3 separate regions of the Homo sapiens genome follow, and all the other regions are linked to region 2. A link is a loop called in an ENCODE intact Hi-C map of the cell type or tissue named here. Cell type or tissue: PC-9. All regions are shown on one strand.

Region 1 (4,000 bases), 360 kb before region 2:
CTTTGTTGAGTCTTTAGCTAAAGACTTTAGTAAGTTTTTTGTTTGTTTGTTTGTTTGCTTGCTTGTTTGTTTGTTTGAGATGGAGTCTCTCCCTGTCACCCATGCCAGAGTGCAGTGGAGCGATTTCAGCTCACTGCAAACACTGCCTCCCGGGTTCAAATGATTCTCCTGCCTCAGCCTCCTGAGTAGCTGAAATTACAGGCTTAAGACACCACACCCAGCTAATTTTTGTGTTTTTAGTAGAGTCAAGGTTTCACCCTGTTGGCCAGGCTGGCCTCAAACTTCTGAGCTCAAGCTATCTGCCCGCCTCGGCCTCCCAAAGTGCTGGAATTACAGGCATGAGCCACTGCGCCTGACCGGTGTAAGTCCTTTATTTATAAAAAATGAAGCCATTCATATTAGTTCTCACAAATTTCAGAGTAGTCTTTTTTCTAGATATAAGGATGGATGGATGGATGGATGGATGGATGGATGGATGGATGGACAGACAGACAAAAGATAGATAATCAATAGTGGAAAGTTTAAAATATTATAATCTGAATAGTTTTGGTTTACCATGCCAAATTTCACTATCCAGTCCTCCAACAAATGTTTATTGAATGCTTATTACATGCCAGACATTTTGCTAGGTGCAGTGAATTTGATAGTGGGCAAAGCCAGGGATGCCCTCTGCCCTCATGAGACTTCAAAAACAGAACATCCCAGTGTAATTTTCAGGGCTGTAATATATTGAGGCAGTGACCTGTATGATGCATTCATTTTTCAGTGTTTAAATCCTTTAAGGTCCTCCAAGAACCAGCATCAAATGATTGCTAGTCCTAATTTTCCTGGGCATAAATCACTCCAAGCGTAAATTTCCCATGTTTTGGAGATCACGTGTCCAGGTTTTGCTGGGTGTCGTTCATCAGTGCCCTGCGGTGGGAAATTTATAAAACCATATTCTGGGTCACAGACTCCTCGTGTCAACAATCACTTACAAGGTCATTTAGGCCACCCTCATGCTCCATGAGGGAATGCTCCCATTATGTCTGAAAGTGTTCTTCCAGCTTCAGATAAATACGTTTACCTGCAAAAAAAAAATCATTGCTCTCAAAAAGTAGCTTTTCCCTGACGGCATCATGCTAATTACTTGGAATGACTTTCCCTCAGTGAACATATTGTCATAAAATGATAAATTCCCTGAGGCTAACATTTATCATTTTCCAGACCCTGGTCATGGACCTCACCAGGCTTCCTCAGTCAACTCTACTAAACAAATAAAATTAGATTCATGACATTTGAAAAGGCAGCATGATTACAGTCATCACTTAGAAGACAATGGGGCAAAAGACTGCTCAAAAAATTAAAAAACAATGAAATCCACAAGCCCAGACTCCAGCCAATCCAAAAGATTTAAAATGAGACATGTAAGGTATATGTGTGTGTGTGTGTGTGTGTGTGTGTGTATTTATATGTACATATGTATATGTGTGTATATGTGTGTGTGTATATATACACACACACATATATAAATTGTAAACTAAATTGAAACAAAAAACATTAAGAAAATTTTAACTCTGGTTTCAATTTAAATCAAGAGAGAGAAGGTGTTGGAAAAAATGATCAAATTAAAGCAATTGGGAAATATTTGCTAGGATTACAGAATTCCAAAATGAGCACGAAGCCCTGATTCAGGGCCTAATTGCTCCTGATGGCTGCACTAGACCATCACTAAATTCTCCTTTGTCAAAACCTCTAGTGAAGAGTCTTAAGTGAGAAAATGTAGGGGGGAAATGAAGTGAACTCTTTAGTACTGAATGATTTCACTTTAAAAGAAATCTCCATGTGCACTTTTAAAAAGGTAGTCTGTATCCTGTCAGCATAAATATATGTTCTATAAACCTGCAGTTTGTATTATTAGAAAGCACTGAGCTTAGTTTTTATCAAGTCATTTGAATTTTTTATCCATTTACTCACAATCTTGATAGGGCAGACAATTATTAGACCAAACACAAAGTTAAACGGACCTTCCTAAGTGCAAGAAGCTATTAACTTTTTGCATTTGATCTTGGGTTCTCATTTTAACATGCAATGTAGACATTTAAACACCAGAGGACAGTGTGTGAATGAAAACAAAGTTCAATTGCTATTCATCTAATTCAATTCATTTACTTACTACATCAAAGTAAAATCTTAATTTTAAGTGCTTTTCCCCCCAAAGACATTTTATGTCATTTCATGCTTCAGAAATTAAAAGTAGAGGTTGATAGAAATGTGAATCATGAGACCAACTAATCAAGTTAATTTGAATCATAATGGAAATTAGAAAGATTAATTTCATAAGCAATCATTAATAATGGAAGCTCTCATGTACGAATAATCAAAGCTTTAAGTATTATATGGTAATTAATTCATTACTATGGGTTACATATTTTAAAATAGCTCAAATCTTCCTTGCTTTGGTGTGCTTTTTAATAGCAATCCTTAGGGAAGAAAAGTTAAAAGGTTTCTTTATGAAAGTTTTCTGTATGTGTTTCTTAATGGGCAAGCAAGAAAGTTGAATTAAATTCTACAATAAATAGGCTTGCTCATTTGGTAACAGGCCTTCTTCAACCATAGAAGAAGTCAATTGTCAGACCTTTGTGAAAGAGTAGAAGATTGTGCTATTGACAAAGAAATAGCCTAAGGTGGAAGATTAATTATATAATTTTGTTGTCCAACATTGCAACTAGTATTTTGTTTACATTTAATTTCATTTAAAAAGGCATTTGACTTGGGGCTTGATTTGGAAAGTGGTCTTGTATGCTGTCACCATTTACATCAGTACGCATTCAAACGTTCACTGAATAGTCACATTTCTCATTTGCAATGCCCCTATACTTTTCCCACATTCAAATTTATATGCAAAATACTTGTTATTATGAGTCGTCTACGCAAAAATCAGGCACAAATGGACTTAGAATGTACTTTTAAATATTACCTCTTCTTGTCTTAAGGAATGTTTCAGTATTATCATTAAAGAATTATGAAAACTGTTAGTATATTGTTTCTTATGATAACATAATCTCTAGAATACAATGGATTCCTATCATATTAAGACATATCTTCTGTATAAACCTTCTCATATATATATATCTCTTCTCATATATATAACATCTCCTTCTTCCATTTTTCTCAGTTTTCTAGGTGATCTGGATTTGCCCTGGTCTTGATAATACTTTGACTATAATATTTGACTTCCACAATGCTAATTTTATTCATTCCTCTAGCCAACAAGTACTGATGTCCCCCACATTTTTTTTTTTTTTTTTTTGAGAAGGAGTTTTGTTCTTGTTGCCCAGGCTGGAGTGCAATGGCGTGATCTGGGCTCACCGCAACCTCTGCCTCCCGGGTTCAAGCAATTCTCCTGCCTCAGCCTCCTGAGTAGCTGGGATTACAGGCATGCACCACCATGCCTGGCTAATTTTGTATTTTTAGTAGAGACAGGGTTTCTCCACATTGGTCAGGCTGGTCTTGAACTCCTGACCACAGGTGATCCGCCCACCTCACCCTCCCAAAGTGGTGGGATTACAGGGTGAGCCACCGTGCCCGGCCTGGTGTCTCCCACATTCTAGCCACTCTTTCTAGTACTGGAGATACTATGGCAAATAAGGCAGACTAGATCTGGAGAAAGTTCTACAAAGAAGCTTGCAAGGGCTCTGTGCTTCTCTAAGAATCTAAAAGAAGGCTATTACAACTGGCCCACCGAAGTGAATAAAGGAGAAAGTGACAGATGCTGTCAGATACCACAGAGTCTTGGCAGACTGGGTAAGGGGCTTAGAATTTACTCTGACTGTAATAGGAAGCCACTGGAGTTTTTTAAGCAGGGAAATGGTTTGAACTGATTCCCCTTTTAAAGTATCCCTCTGTTTGAACTGATTCCCCTTTTAAAGTATCCCTCTGCCAAGGAGGCAAGTGCAAAGGTAATGGCAGAGATAAAATGGTGGTTGTACTAGGATTGTAGCAGTGGAAATGATGGGAA
Region 2 (4,000 bases):
CCATATATTTGAACATAAGAAGAAAATATATCCAGGAATAAGGTTATTATAAAGACCAAAACCCAGAGGTGAGAAACGAAGTGTTTCAGCTGTGCTATTGAATAAATTCCATCAGGTGAATAAATAAGCCTGAAACAATAGCCCTTTCTGAGCCAGGTTTTATACAATACAGTACACAGCAAAGGTGAGAGACTCTCCACAGGACGACTCTTTAGGACTTTTCTCCTGTGTTGGCCTTGTCTTGTCAAGGTGTTCTCAGTGGTAACAAGACCTTGGGTTTTGCACAGGCATCATTTACAAGAGTTAATTGCCTTCCACCAGATAGCATTTACTCCACTGGTTATCTCCAAAGGAAAGAGCAACACTGTGTTGGAAGCTCGTGTTTAAGGAATTAAGTAGGGCACAAGTACAGCCAACTAAAATAGATTCAATGCTCTGGCAGTATTGCAGAGAAGACAACAAAGTCAGTGTGGTTCCTACTACTTGGCCCGTTGCCTTAAATGAAGTGTTAGATTCCCTATCTGGAGATTCTGCCCTTTGCTGGAAAGACCAATTGACTGGATGATCTAATAATTTTGCCCCCTTTGCCAACCTGTATGTAATCCATTGTTATCATTATTAAGCAACATCCACTGGAATTCTCTGGGAATAGTATAGGAAGTTAGAAATACAAACAGAGGGAACGCAGCTTTCCCGTATGATGTCAGCTTCTGTTTTAGCCTAAATACTTTTAGAGGATATCCCATTTAAGCCAGACATCTTGTTTACAATGGGGCAGTATTGCAGAGTGTGGGTGAGAGGACAATGCACTCACAGTACAAGCTACCACTGTGCAGTTGGTTCTGTCAAAGTCTCATGTTACAGCTGATTAACTGGCTGCTTCTGACAGGGCCAAACATGACAAGCTTCTCCATTCTGAGAGAATCTGCAGACTGAATGCCATCTAAAAGGGAGCCTAAATAGATAGCTCTTTGATACATTACCATGGATCTTTTTGTCCCTGATTTTTATTAATCTTTTATATATATAGCAGCACTTGATATAGATGACTACTGCCCTTGTGATTTCCTCGTGGATTTTTCTAAACCTTGAAGCAATGAGGAAGTGAATACAGAGTTTATGCCTTTGTATGGGAAATGAATTGGATTATTAGAGAAAATTCTCTGGAAAACCAACCAGCAAGCAGTCATGGCTCTAGAATTTCTATAAAGGAGTTAAACGGGGCAACTTATTGGGACAGCCAGGGAATTTGTCTTAAAGTTGTATAGCAAAGAAACCACCTTTACCTAGATAATATGGGGTGGTAGGGTGGATTTTGGAGACAGGCAAGAGACCTCTGAGCCATCTCTTGTCATCACCACCCTGTGTAAGTTTGACATACCTAAATACCTAAGGAACAAAGGCTTTATCTAAATTGTAAGTAAATACTCAGGTATGAATCTGACCAATGTCACCATTCAGGTACTCAGGTTAAACAAAGCCAAGAATAAATCCTCACAATCCTTTCACATGAGTACTATTGCTTGCATCCTCTCTCCTTCTTCCACATCCATCCTGGTGTAAAGTAAGACTGATACACTTGCGATAGCCATAGAGCAAGTTGGTAGGGGTCTAGTTTATTAATCCTATAAACCTTGTGACATCTCAGGACAAGTGATTACACAATCACAGATGCCAAAAGGCTAGAGACTAATACTGGTCTTGTTTAAATGTGAAAGGCACTCTCTTATAGTAAACTCAAAAGAAGCTTCGGTTTTTAGTTGGCTTTCACGTGAGAATAGTGCCCTCTGGTGCTTTTTAAAGTTCCTGCCTCCAGAACTGGCTAAGGAAAAGAAGTCCTTTGCAATTTGACCAACATTAACAATTTATGCAAAAGGACTGACTATCGTTCAAATAGCGCTTTCCTTTTCCATTTTAAAACTGTGTTCTTTGTTGTAAGACTATTCACCATTGCTCTCATCTAGCATAAAACAGAGAATTTGTACTCCACCCAGAAAGATGGAAGCAGTAGTCAAATGGAAAACATGCATTTATTCCAGCTCATCAACAATGATGTGACTCTGTGAAGCCAAACAATTCTCAAGAGAAAGATGATGCCAACCCTTCATTTTTAAGACTGAGTTCATTATTTTTACACTGATTTGGCTCTCTGTTTGTCTGTAATTGGTGTATAGGAATGCTTGTGATTTTTGCACACTGATTTTGTATCTTGAGACTTTGCTGAAGTTGCTTATCAGCTTAAGGAGATTTTGGGCTGAGACGATGGGGTTTTCTAAATATACAATCATGTCATCTGCAAACAGGGACAATTTGACTTCCTCGTTTGCTAATTGAATACCCTTGATTTCTTTCTCTTGCCTGATTGCCCTGGCCAGAACTTCCAACACTATGTTGAATAGGAGTGGTGAGAGAGGGCATCCCTGTCTTGTACTGGTTTTCAAAGGGATTGCTTCCAGTTTTTCCCCATTTAGTATGATATTGGTTGTGGGTTTGTCACAAATAGCTCTTATTATTTTGACATACGTTCCATCAATACCTAGTTTGTTGAGAGTTTATCACATGAAGGCCTGGGGAATTTTGTCAAAGGCCTTTTCTGCATCTATTGAGATAGTCATGTGGTTTTTGTCATTGGTTCTGTTTATGTGATGGATTACGTTTATTGATTTGCTTATGTTGAACCAGCCTTGCATCCCAGGGATGAAGCCGACTTGATCGTGGTGGATAAGCTTTTCGATGTGCTGCTGGATTCAGTTTGCCAGTATTTTATTGAGGATTTTCACATCGATGTTCATCAGGGATATTGGTCTAAAATTCTCTTTTTTTGTCTCTTCCAGGCTTTGGTATCAGGATGGTGCTGGCCTCATAAAATTAGTTAGGCAGGATTCCTTCTTTTTCTATTGATTGGAATAGTTTCAGAAGGAATGGTACCAGCTCCTCTTTGGACCTCTAGTAGAATTTGTCTATAAATCCGTCTGGTCCTCGACTTTTTTCAGTTGGTAGGCTATTAATTATTGCCTCAATTTCAGAGCCTGTTATTGGTCTATTCAAGGATTCAACTTCTTCCTGGTTTAGTCTTGGGAAGGTGTATGTGTCCAGTAATTTATCCATTTCTTCTAGATTTTCTAGTTTATTTGTGTAGAGGTGTTTATAGCATTCTCTGATGGTAGTTCACATTTCTGTGGGATCGGTGGTGATATCCCCTTTATCGTTTTTTATTGCATCTGCTTGATTCTTCTCTCTTTTCTTCTATGTTAGTCTTGCTAGCAGTCTATCAATTTTGTTGATCTTTTCAAAAAACCAGCTCCTGGATTCATTGATTTTTTGAAGGGTTTTTTGTGTCTCTATCTCCTTCAGTTCTTCTCTGATCTTAGTTATTTCTTGCCTTCTGCTAGCTTTTGAATTTGTTTGCTCTTGCTTCTCCAGTTCTTTTAATTGTGATGTTAGGGTGTCAATTTTAGATCTTTCCTGCTTTCTCTTGTGGGCATTTAGTGCTATAGATTTCCCTCTACACACTGCTTTAAATGTGTCCCAGAGATTCTGGTATGTTGTGTCTTTTTTCTCATTGGTTTCAAAGAACATCTTTATTTCTGCCTTCATTTCGTTATTCACCCAGTAGTCATTCAGAAGCAGGTTGTTCAGTTTCCATGTAGTTGTGCAGTTTTGAGTGAGTTTCTTAATTTGAGTTCTAATCTGATTGCACTGTGGCCTGAGAGAGTTTGTTGTGATTTCTGTTCTTTTACATTTGCTGAGGAGTGCTTTACTTCCAACTATGTGGTCAATTTTAGAATAAGTGTGATGCGGTGCTGAGAAGAATGTATATTCTGTTGATTTGGGGTGGAGAGTTCTGTAGATGCCTGTTAGGTCCACTTGGTGAAGAGCTGAGTTCAAGTCCTGGATATCCTTGTTAACCTCTGTCTCATTGATCTGTCTAATATTGACAGTGGGGTATTAAAGTCTCCCATTATTATTGTGTGGGAGTCTAAGTCTCCTTGTAGGTCTC
Region 3 (4,000 bases), 220 kb before region 2:
ATTGTTCAGATTTTTTGAAACACAGTTTATTTCTTATTGAAAAATAGTGATGCCTTAGAATATTGTTTAATTTAATCAGAGAAACAACTTTTAGGAATATCTTGAATACTGAGGAAAAAAAATACTGGCTAATTACATATTTCCCAAAAAGCTTTGTAAAAGATGAGTAGAAAATGATTTAATATTCATTCAGAGCATGTGACTGTATTCCTGAAACACAGCACTCATCTCACTAAACTGGTCTTGCTAAAAAGACTGCAGGATAATAAGGCTTATACACTGTTTCAAATTACTTATTCAAAGTCAGGTATTAGTAATCCTAAGCATAAATTAGTTTCCTGTTTTCCACACACAAAATCAGTCTTCCTACATTTAATTCATTTACAATAAACTACGGAATATGATCTAAAAACAAAAATCTTGGACTCAGAAAGCTTACTCGAAATTATCCAATAATTTTTCACACTTTAAGCCTTTTTGCATATGCACATACTTGGGTCATCCGAAAAATTCCAGGTCCCTGGCCACCTGCAGTCACACATGCAATGCCCTCTGCATGTATGATCTGAATCAATGCTACAGCTGCACTTAAGCCACTTCTGGGGTCCCACTTAATTCAGCTCCAGAGGTTGTCCCTTTATGTCACTTAAACTTAATATAATACCCGGTGAATAGTATGTTAAGAGGTCATTAGAGTTTTGGGAATGAAATGGATATTTTGATTTGGCAAAAAACTGGATGGCTGCTCAGAGCCTACTCTGATCAGTACTCACATGCCCAGGAGTCATGGAATAGACCTGGGCTCCAACCATACAAGAAAGGCTGGTACCTTTAAGGCCTGGTGTCTGAAGGTCATAAAAGGGTGTTGTGATATGGCCACTGGGGATCCTGGCTAAGTATCAAAACATCCAGCTGTCTATGTATGTGTTCAAGAACTGTGTATGATCTCTTAGGGCTACAATAAAATCTCTAGAACTCTGCAGTTCCTTAACATATATATATATGTGTGTGTGTGTGTGTGTGTGTGTGTGTGTGTACGTGTATATATATATATATACACATATATATGTGTGTGTGTATATATATATATATATATATATATAAAAAACAGTGAAAATACTAATGCTTAACATTGAGGCACTGAGAACATTTATAAGGGTGAATTATAGGACTAAAACATTCTTTAGAAAACTGTACCTAAGTACTCACATTTTCTATTAGGTCACAAATGATAGCATTATTGAAGTAGTCAATGTGAGTCCATTCTATATCCTAAAAGACAAAACAGAACAAAATCCAATGACACAAGATGAAGCCACGACACTACCATCCATAAAACAGACTTTGACCATCTTATCATATTTCCCTTCCTCTCTGAATTTATTTTCTTTATAGAATGGGTACTGCAAATGTCACAGGCAGTTCCCAAAACTTTCTCAATGCAGCTGCCTACCACTGACATAATCTGATTGAAGCAAACACCCTTGACCTGTTCTGAGACTGCCTTCCATTCCACTCTCCCATCTGCAGCAATTTCCCATGCACTTCACTGGCCCTGGGCCAAATATTTACTCAACAGGCCCTTGGGTCAATATTACGTTGTGTATGTTTACAATGTTTATAAGGAAATAAGTTAGAACTTGATCCCAAGAATTTAAAGCCTAGATTCTTCTGTTCTGAATCTGTAATCATAAGGAAAAAAATTAATTTTAGAGTCAATCTTGTGTTGTAGGGAAGTTAACTCTTTCAAGTGTTAAAAAAAACAGGCCAGCGCTACCACAAAGTATTTTCAACATAAGGAAAGACATGAAAATCTATCCACTGGTTCTAACACTGGCTACAAAGCCAAATCCATAAAGCCAAATGTAATCTTTCTGTGTCTACTTAACATTCTGTCCATAAATGTAAACATTTATTTGTCTTCTATTCATTACAGCAAGCTAGCAATCTTCCTATATATTCTTAGAAGTGTTTTAAACAATCTGTATAAACTGTTTTAAGTTACCCATCAAAGTTTGGGCATTCTCTTCATGATGAGAAGACAGGAAAAGAATGAATCGTGCTTTTAGAATATTTATGTTACTAAAAGGTGCCAGACAAGTATAAAACATTTCTGAAGCATAATGAGTACTCTAAAATAAAGATGAAATATTTATGATTTAGCTTTTGAGTAAATGGGTTGTTTTACTAAGCCACTGGGGATAACAATCACATTAGAAAAATCTATATGGAAAGAAAGATAAAAGAGAATTCAGTGTCCTTAATGGCTTAAAATGATACTAAGAAAATAAAGGAAAACAGGTAATATCATTACTAAAATATTAAGGCAAATAAACAAAAAAGGAAATAAAAATATAAACATAACAATTCCTTTTTATTTTTTGAAATAACTAATTTTACACTTGAAAAAAGACTGGCTATTTTAAAAAATAAAAGGGTGAAAAGCAAATATATATTTTTAAATTAATGATGAAAAGACTCTGCAAACACTACTTCTGGTTATTTTAAGATTATATTAAATGAGATAATCTATACATAGCACTTAATATAATACCTGCTATGTAGTAAGGACTCAGTAACTGTTACCTATTTTTACTATAAATTTGAATACTCAATACTTTTTGATATTGAACAAAGTCTCAAAATATTTTCAAATCTACTTACAGTGATGCTGACTTTTTTGGTATACAGTTCTCTAAGTTTTGGCAAATGTATAATGTCAAGCAACCACCACCATTATCAGTCCCCAAAATTCTCTTTGCAGCCACAACCCTCTCACAACTCCTATCTCCTGGCAATCCCTGACTCTATAGCTTCTTATAGGTAATCAGTCTCTATAGCTTTGCCTCTTCTAGAATGACAGATGGAATCATACAGTATGTAGCCTTTTGAATATGGCTTCTTGTTTAGGCTATCTTCTGAATTAGAATTTATATTACGAGTAAAAAAGGACCAACACTTTTAAAAATAGCATTTCAACATTACCTCCCGTATATACTCCTCCTGCTCTTCTTTAAGAGTAAGTTCAATGAAGATTTGTTGCAGCTTTTCGTTACAATAATTAATAATGAACTGCTCAAAGCTGTTGTCCTGTATGGAGAAAATGAAAAACAGCTTTATAAACCATGCCACTAGCTCTCTCAAAACAATGACACTCAGACATCTCAATCCATGAGAAATGCCACACATGATCTCTCAGATTTAACTGTGGCCCAGCACACGGCTCCTAGGACAGACGCTTGCCCATTGCAGGCACTCGAGGAGTGGGTCATGAGTAAGTGAATGAATGAAGTATACACAAATGATGCAATATTTGAAGGATGAAGACTTTTAGTTGACAGAGAAGCACCCCAAACAGAAAAGCTAGAAACAATCTCACTTCCTTTGCTGAAGGATCAGCAAAGACACAGTGAGCTCCACAATCTCTGTCACCAAGTTCTGAATCTCCCATTCTCAGGTGAAACTTCAGAGCTCAAGGAAGTCCCCCTGAACTGACCCCTTATTGTCCCCATCCAGGGACAGATCCCTCACTCTGACTCTTGCATCCTAACCCTTTTTGTAAATCATGTTATACGAACATGTGTGTATGTGTAAGTATACACATGTACAGATTAGTTTCATATACATCTGCCTCACTAGACTGTACATTCTTATGGGTGAGGGCTGACCATGCTCTCTTGTTCACTGTATTCCTACCCCTTACACAGCACCTCACACCTAGCAAGTTCTCAATATGTATTGGCTGACTGTATGAACAAATGAAGTTCCTACCAAATGGAGACCCAAAGATTAAAGCATCTCCCTGACAAGAAACAATCTCTCTCTCTGTAGAAGGCCCATACCCTTGATCACTCTTAGAAGTCTCAGCAGCCTCTCCTTCATATTAATCTCTTATGAATTTGTTGACAGAAGCTTTATGCCTAAATCATTTCTGAACAATCTGCAGGGCTTAATGTATTGCTGTACATCCTGAGAGCACCAAATGAATAAATTTATCAAG

What was found. Peaks named below come from ENCODE experiments on the same cell type or tissue, not always from the same donor. Only the 100,000 strongest peaks of a DNase experiment are listed, where the experiment ranks them.
Region 1: a loop joins it to region 2, with 23 times the contacts of the local background. A loop is called at or near these places in 88 of 110 quality-filtered maps.
Region 3: it touches region 2 in a loop (6-fold over the local background); 7 of 110 quality-filtered maps call a loop at or near these places.

The regions. Positions count from the first base shown.
Region 1 is chr2:191,519,891-191,523,890 of GRCh38, reverse strand. It overlaps LOC107985833 (a long non-coding RNA gene), which reads right to left. Exons shown (of 3, transcript XR_001739229.1): 2 at 978-1,066. Among named protein-coding and RNA genes, the nearest start is that of NABP1, 160 kb to the left of the region's middle. In PC-9, CTCF peaks have their summits at 1,871 and 2,071 (motif pointing right); no DNase peak of the experiment used is centred here.
Region 2 is chr2:191,163,082-191,167,081 of GRCh38, reverse strand. No RefSeq gene overlaps it. Among named protein-coding and RNA genes, the nearest start is that of STAT4, 14 kb to the right of the region's middle. In PC-9, CTCF peaks have their summits at 1,597 and 1,797 (motif pointing left); DNase peaks (open chromatin) are centred at 811 and 1,621; H3K27ac peaks cover 952 bases.
Region 3 is chr2:191,380,552-191,384,551 of GRCh38, reverse strand. It overlaps MYO1B (myosin IB), which reads right to left. Exons shown (of 31, transcript NM_001130158.3): 14 at 2,986-3,090; 15 at 1,210-1,272. Among named protein-coding and RNA genes, the nearest start is that of MYO1B-AS1, 140 kb to the right of the region's middle. In PC-9, no CTCF peak of the experiment used is centred here; a DNase peak (open chromatin) is centred at 1,571; H3K27ac peaks cover 796 bases.